2 separate regions of the Mus musculus genome follow, and region 1 is linked to region 2. Evidence: chromatin loops called from intact Hi-C (ENCODE). Cell type or tissue: heart. All regions are shown on one strand. Region 1 has its middle 44 kb from the start of Bace2. Region 2 has its middle 38 kb from the start of Fam3b.

Evidence for each region. A loop is a pair of places that touch in the nucleus more often than their neighbours do. Peaks named below come from ENCODE experiments on the same cell type or tissue, not always from the same donor. Only the 100,000 strongest peaks of a DNase experiment are listed, where the experiment ranks them.
Region 1: it touches region 2 in a loop (7-fold over the local background); 15 of 42 quality-filtered maps call a loop at or near these places.

The regions. Positions count from the first base shown.
Region 1 is chr16:97,311,218-97,315,217 of GRCm38, reverse strand. No RefSeq gene overlaps it. Among named protein-coding and RNA genes, the nearest start is that of Bace2, 44 kb to the left of the region's middle. In heart, CTCF peaks have their summits at 1,971 and 2,182 (motif pointing left); no DNase peak of the experiment used is centred here; H3K27ac peaks cover 723 bases.
Region 2 is chr16:97,464,715-97,468,714 of GRCm38, reverse strand. No RefSeq gene overlaps it. Among named protein-coding and RNA genes, the nearest start is that of Fam3b, 38 kb to the left of the region's middle. In heart, a CTCF peak has its summit at 1,953 (motif pointing right); no DNase peak of the experiment used is centred here.

The DNA.
Region 1 (4,000 bases), 150 kb after region 2:
CAAGGCTTTCACATGATTGGCTAGTGGGTAGCAATGATGCAGTCACAGCTACAGGCTTTATGGGAGCTTCCAAATGAAGTGATAATTATCAGCTACAGAATCTCAAGGTTGGTTCCTGGAGAAAGCAGTTGGGTCTCCCCTCATCCCTGCGAAATAGCTGTGGAGCCAGATGCTCACATAACAGAGCATATACATGAGATTCAGACGACCATGTGCAAAGCCTAGGGAGACTGTGCAGCAGGGTGAAAGCTGATCTTTTAGGCAATAACTACAAAGCAGGAGAGTAAGAAATAGGAGTTTTTCCTGTGGATTCACACTGCTTTGGTGTCTACACCAGCTTTGTGGCCCTTCATGTGCTCAGATGGTGATGGAATGATTTTAATATTCTCATCTCTTCAACTTTTAAATGCCTCCTCAGGTTTTATTAAGGGCACCATGTAGGAACACATATTAATTTGGTGCTTGCCCTAGCAACCAGATGCAGGTCAGGTTCAAGGGGATATGTTTAGCTACAGAGGAAAGCAAACAGCTCTTTCTAAGATCATCATCTTAGCTTGATGGGTGATAATTCCATGTTAGCATTTAAAATCATTTCCTTTAGTTTTAAATGTTTGGTCCACTCCTCCCACTTTAAGAGGTCAAGAATGAAATGGAAAATAGAATGTATTTGCTCTTTTAAGTGTTTTATTATTTTTTAAAGCTTTTTATTGGTTCCTTGTGAGTTTCACATCACGCATCCCAATCCCAGTCATCTCCCCCTCCCCTTGTGTCCACTCTCCACCCTTGCAGAAAAAAAAAATCTTGTGGAAGCTACAGTGTGTTATAGTGTGTCCCACATCACACCCTTTTTGTCCACATTTCTTTGTTTCCAAATGTTCATTGAATGACTTGTTGGTCTGGTTCAAGGCCTCTGGCTTCTGCCACTCTACTGATACTAGAAGCTCGCTGGGACTCCTCTCAGATAGTCTGCTGTTGTCCTGTGTCATGGAGATACAGGAGTTTAGGCCCCTTCATGAACTCCAGCAGTTCATCAAGGGGTAGATGTTGGGGTGGACCAATTCAAAGTCTTAGATTTGGGCCTGAGAGGTATCTGAGCTGGTCAGCTCACTGCCTCTCTCACTCTCACAACCTTGAGGCCATCTCTGCCACCAGGGTCAGCTCTACTCTGCTGTCCAGGTGAGGTGCAGGGCCTGCTCTTCTGAGTGTTGCAGCTGTGAGGGACATGGACAGTTCTTCCACTCTCATGACCGTGGGGCCAGCTCTCCTGCCTGCCATAGATGGCAAGGGACAAGGAAGGGAAGGGGAGAGGAGGGAGCTTGCTCTCCCAAGTGACTCAGCAGGTGATGGGAAGGGCCCGTTCTGCTCTCATGACCTGGTCAGGGTCAACTTTCCCACCTGCTGCCAGTTGTGAGGGCAAAATGGAGGGTGGGGATCTCTCTCTTGCCAATGTCATGACACAGCAGACAAGAGGCAGGGCCTGCTCTCCTGAAACCTCCACAACCAGGGCCAGCTTTACTGTGCTGCAGCAAATGAGGGCAGGGCTCTGATCTCTCCTGCTCTGGTGACCTCAGGGCCAGCTCCTAGCCTGCTGTAGGTGGCAAGGGGGAAAGGGGGACATCTCTCCCTCTCCCATGTCACCACATAGCAGACAAGAGGCTGGGCCAACTCTTCCACATTCATACTCTCCGGGGGATTGGCTCACCCACAATGTCAGATCTGCTCTCCTAAGTACTGCAGCTGGATAGGGGCGGAGTTTTCTCTCCTGCTAACATCTCCCCAGGGCCAGCTCTCCCACAATGTCCAGGCGAGGGTACGCCAGTTCTGCACAGCCCTCAGACATCAACATGTACCAGGAGAGTAGCCCTCGGGGGGCATCCACGTGGCCTTTTTGTAGTAACAGATCCCTACTTCTGCAGGGCCACAGACTCAGACGTGGCCCCTGGTGGCAGCAAAAGACAGGACCCCATCATGGACCTAGGAGGCATCCCTGGCTACTCACATCAGGCTTTCTTCACGACTCTTTGAGTCTCTAGTTCTGCCTCTTTTCATTGTGTCCCCCCACCCAACCCCCTACCTCTCTTCACCCCCACCCCACATTCTTCTGTCTCTCCAGCAGGCAGCTTCCTGGCAGAGACCGAGTATTCCTTCATGGCCATCTAGTGCCCTCTACTGGGGAAGCTTCGCATTGCATCCTCTGAAAAGGAAGCTCATTGCTGAACCAAAATCTATGTCCAGTATGGCCAGAAGAAAAAAGATTGTTAGTCTATCTCCAAGTGCTTGTTGTGCTTGGCGGTCAGTGAGTATGCATAATCAGAGCTGAATGCCCACAGTTCCCTCCTCCGTGTCCCTGTGCTTTCCAGGAAGGAACACTAACCAGTCACTCTTCCTCCTCTGTCACCTGTTTTCCACCTTGTGTGAGAACCCCAGTCTTGAAGCCAATGAGTCGGTCCTTTGGTTCCACCCTTGGATGTCCCCAAGTGCCTGTCCCCAAGAAAAGCCTGTGATTGCAAAGTCTCTCTTCTCTTCCCTCCCTACACTCCCATGGAATCTCTTTTAATAAGTGTTCACTTCTCAAGCAGCTGCTACAGAGAAGGCTGAAGCCAATGTCCTGCTCAGTATTAACCAGTGGGAGGTGGTACAAGGTGCCACTTAAGGAAGGAGTGCTTATAAAAGGGAATCTCGTGGTGTTAACTGTGACATCAACTGCTAGAAGCTGGAAGAGGGGATCTGTGAGGAAGAATGGGTGACTTCTAGTCCACTGGTGGCTAGGTTAGTTGAAAGCAAACAGCAGTTGCTTTCCTACACCCCCCCCCCCGTGTGTGTGTGTGTGTGTGTGTGTGTGTGTGTGTGTGTGTGTAGAGAGAGAGAGAGAGAGAGATTCACAGAGCACTTACATGTTGATGGCACAAAAACCAAATCTGATTCATGCAGCAGACAATTATTCAGCTATAAAAAGACCGTCCCAGTACATACTCCAACATTGCATGCATGAAAAACAGTGCATGTTACCACTTACACATAGACCATAGGTTAGAGGGTTAACAGACAGAAGGTAGAATGGTAGTGGTGACTGAATGAAAAGCGAGGCCTTGGCTGCTCCACAGTGTGGTTGGGGAGAAGATTTACTGTAGACATGAGAGAGAACATAGCCAGAGGCATCTGGAAAGGTCCTGGCTGAACAGGGCCAGTAGACTGAACCAGGCCATGGGAGAAGGGGATGGGAGAGCAAGAGAGGAAATGAGAAAGAGGAGAGGAGAGGGGAGGGAAGGGGAGGGGAGGGGAGGGGAGGGGAGGTGGGCAGGAGGGATCTCAGGACTGAGAGCATGAGAGAGACCAAAAGGCTGCATAGCCAAAATGGCTGAAGTTGTATAGGAATCAGAGACACTGCAGGGAGGAATGAAGCTCAGGAGCTGGAGGAGACAGGCTCAAGGCAAGGTGAGAAGTGCCTAGAGGAGCCAGGACTCTGCAACAAGGACTGGTGGTGCCAGGAGAGACTAGTCACCAGCCTCCACTTTGATATGTTAAATAGGTGCAGCTCAGCCTCTGTCCCTGTTTCTTTGAGACCTCACAAAGATGGTGTCCCCTGAGGCAAGCAGTCAATGTCTGGTAGAGACAGAGTGTCTGCTGGAGAAAATGGAAAATTCTAAGGTGGATGCTGGAGGTAGTTTATACAGTGTCAATGTGACACTAACTTCAGCCTAAAAGTTGTCAGGACATATAATTTAATGTTCTTGGAATAAAATCAACCTGGGAAGGTCATGTGCTGAGGTTACAATTTGTATGTGAGCTTCCTTAGTGCCTCTGCCTGCGGGACAGTTGGACAGGGTCTGAGGAACCGCCTGCGGAGAGAATGAGGGGTGAGGAACACAAGGACGGACAGCAAGTCTGATTGATCAAGCTGTCAAATTTTTATTTTTCCCAGGCAGGTTTTATGCCCACAGAAGCAGGGTATGGGGAGGGAGATGACGCAGAATCGCTCTTTGTTTCTGGGAGAACTCAC
Region 2 (4,000 bases):
GCTGTGGACCCCAAATCTGTTGGGTGCAAATAAGCCCTAAGCACAATTGTACAGACTCCTTTGGGCTTTGGTACCTATAATAGTGACTTGTCTCATTGTGACTAAAGAACTAACTAAAGCAACATAAGAGTTTCGCTTTCAGTTTTAGGAATACAGTCCATCATGACAAGGAAGTCAAGGTGGTTGGAGGTTGCAGCTGGCCATGTTACATCCAAAGTCAGGAAGCAGAGGGATGGCCATTAGTGCTTACTTTCTTTTCTCTCTCTCTCTCTCTCTCTCTCTCTCTCTCTCTCTCTCTCTCTCTCTCTCTCTCTCTCTCTCTCTCTCTCTCTCTCTTTCTTTTTCTCAGTCTGGAATATTGGCCCAGGGAAAGGTATTGCTCTTATTCTGGGTGTGCCTGTCTTCTTCAATTTACTTAACCTAAACACTTCCTCATGGACATGCCCAGAGGCTTGTCTCTTAGCTGATTACAGGACTAACCAAGTTGGTAGGCGTTGTTAACCACTAAGTACCCACAGATCTTCCGGGTAAGAAAGGAGGAAATGCATTTCCATCGTATCTCCTTTTAAGGCATGCTGACCCCTCTGATTGTCAGGTGACAGGCTCAGGGCATGCCTAGCCAGGCAGGGTTCAGGTCTTTGGCTTAAAGATGCCCAGCCTTTTATCCTATTCCCATGGCAACTCTTTCTACCTGACCCTTTGTCAACCCCCACAGACCACACTGTCAGGGAAGAAACTCTGAGGCATTGACTGCAGATTCACTCGTGTTGCATAAGCTGGTACCCGGCTCTCGGCTGCATTTGTGTTGTGATGAATGTCACTAGTGTCCAGCCCCAGCACTGAACAGGGACGGGGGCTCTTGTGCCTCTGGGGGCACCTGCTCTTACAACACTGTCTCTGCTGTGCTTGGAACCCCTCCAGAGGATAAAGAACTGGGCCACACCTTTGAGTGTAACCTTGGCTAGATTCCTTTCTTTACGTTTGTATCTGGTACTTGTGTTTACTTTTATTCTACTGACTAAAACTGTGAGCTAAAGACGGCACACCTACTGTGCTCACACCTACTGTGCTTATACCTGACTTTCCATTTCAGGCCTGGACTCACTGGCCATGACTTGTGTCTGTCTGCAGCATATTTTAGCAGCTTCAATGGTTTGCTTATTAATCATTCCCTAAGGCTCATGTAGTGGAGACTTGTTCCCAGAGTGACAGTAATGGGAGCTTATAGAACTCCTAAGAGGTGGGCCTAGCAAGAGGTAGTTAGGATATTGGGAGTGTGGTCTTGAAGAGGACTGTAGGACTCCAGCCCAGTCACTCCTTGGCCTTGAGGTCCTCTCTTTCCAAGCCCTGGAAAACCTCAACCCAGGCTTCCCTTAGCATTACAAAAGACAAAATCTCAACAGTGATGGGCCAGCATCTCAAGGAACCAACAGGAACCTTTGTTATAAGCTGATCGGCTCATTTTTTTTTTTTTTTGACGAAAAAGCAACTTCTTATGTAATATATCTTTCCTCAAAGGCAAAATTTGCCTTACCAAGAGAATTCTAATCAAAGGGCTATTCTCAGCTGTGGACCTCAGCCATTAGCCTCTGATTGTCCTGAGCTCTGAATCAACTCTAGGAAGCAAGGTCAGGCAGAAACTACTAGAAAGCTCATACTGGTATGGTTATCACAAAGTTGCTGAGTGAATTATGTAACATTCCTGAAAAAAAAAAAAAAGGCACAGTTTGGGGGACAGAAGAGCTATTGGGGATCACCAAGGGTGGGAGAAGGGAGACAGTGCCAGAACCCTGGGGTTTGGGTATTTGATGGCGCTCTGAGCAATACTATCATGGTAGATCTTGTCCTGGAGCTTAGGGCAGTGATGGTGTCCACTATAATGATGGTCTTTGTCATCATGTATTTGTTCAAAGCTGAGAGCAGACTGTGATGTAGAAACGTCAATTGTGACCACTAGGTGACAGTGTGCTGTTATAGGTTTACCACTGAGCTAGCTAAAGGTTCTCTGCTGAGGACAGGAGTGGGCACTTGGATGAAGAAATGGCATATACAGTTCTGTACTTTCTGCTACATTTTATCTCTGTGTGAAATCGCTTTAAAATAGTGTTTATAGCTGTGCACTGAAATGCACACCTGTAATTCCAGTACTTGGGAAATAGAGGCAGGGATTGCTGTGAGTTCAAGGTACACAAGAAGACTGTCTCAAAATAAAACAAAGTGTTTACACAAATACAAAATGCTGCTATGGATAATAAATGATAAACAACTGGAGCTGGGAAGAGTCAGGCAGCTGGGCAGCGGCCCTGCACATCTGGTCACTCAGCACATTGGGACAGAGCCCCAGAGGCTGCTGAGTTCTCTCTGGGAGTCAACCCAGGACAGGCTGATTCATGACAGCTTTGTTGCTGTCAGCCCTTTTAGCCCACCACTCACTAGAGGTAGTGAGAAAGAAAGGATACTGGCTTGGAATGTAAATGAAGAAAATATCTAATAAAACTTTGTTTTAAAAACAAAAAAGGATACTGGGAAGTTGACCTAGAAAGGTTCCCTGGAGCAACTCCCATCTGTGTTGTCTGAAAATCAGCAGTTCAGTTCACAGGTTAGCAAGCAGTGGCAGCTCCATCCACCCAAAAACACTTCATCAGCTGTCCAGTTTGATAGAGTCAGGATAGCAAACATGAATCAGCAGTGGTGGCACAACCTAGCAGAGATAGCCAGGCCTCAGCCTTGACTTGAGTCAGCAGGAGGGACCAGGAATGGACTCCAGGAGAAGTTCTTCACTGTGCCCCTCTCAGGGAAGCAAATATCGGCGAAGAAGCAAGACCCACAAGCGTTGCACAGCTAGCTCTATAAGCAAACCTAGCTCTGTCTCCAATCATGTCACCAGGCCCTATTTATACCCTCCAAACATCATGTGTCCTTGCCTCAGCACACGTCTTATGCATCTAATCAGCCCAAATCCACAGAGTCCTGCCAAATGGAGCTCAACTATGTAATGCAAGGTGGACCAATACTTGCATGTTGTTAGCAAAGAATCCTTCATCATGTGTCCTTTTGAGTGCTTGCTTTAGCAGAGCATCCTCTTTCCTGTGTCTGCTTCAGCGAAACATTTCATGAGTCTGCCTCAGTCTTTCACTTATGACTCCTTCAGGAAAACACTCCTTCATGTGTTTGCTCCAGCAAAACACCATCCAACACAATTGACTTTCCAAAGAACCCGTAAGTTTCCACTTCAGTGTTTACCATCTGCTGTTGTGCAGATGTCAAGAGGCACTGTGCATATGACACTGGAATTCAAGCAAATGAAGATGACGTAGAGGTGAGATGTGTCCAAGACCCCATAGATGTATATTGCTGGGATTGTTTGCCAGCCAGTTGTAGATCTGCCCAAGGACAGGTGGCCTTAAAGGTGGCTGCTGCCATGGAGACAATCACATCCATTCCCCTTTCTGAAGGTTTGGGTTATCTTCATTTTGGCAGTTCCTGGTTGCAGGGAACCATGTACCTTTGTAGTCAGCATGGCCCAGTGCACATAGAGAGAGCTGGAGATTCAGTTCCCAGTCTGGGACATAGTCTTAGCTAGTATCTTGGCTTCTTTTCTATTGCTGTGGCAACACACCTTGACCAAGGCAATGTATAAAAGAAAGTGTTTAACTTGACATAGTTTCAGGCCATGATGGTAGAGTAAAAGAACAGTTGAGAGCTCATGCCTTCATCTATGATCATGAGGCAGAGAGTGAGCTAACTAGGAAGCTGAGACAGGAAGATTGCAGTGAGTTTGAGGCCGGCCTGTTCTACAATGGGAATTTCAGGTCAGCCTGAGCTATACTGTGAGACCCTGACCCAAGGAGGAGGATGAGGAATTGAGGGATAGGCATCTTAATTCACCCTCACTGCCCCACCTGGTGCTGTTTTCCAGTCTCTTGTGCTTGGCAGTCACTAGCTAAAGGACCCTCTTTGTCCTGTGTCTAGAGATAGACAAGGGGCATGTGTGAGAGAA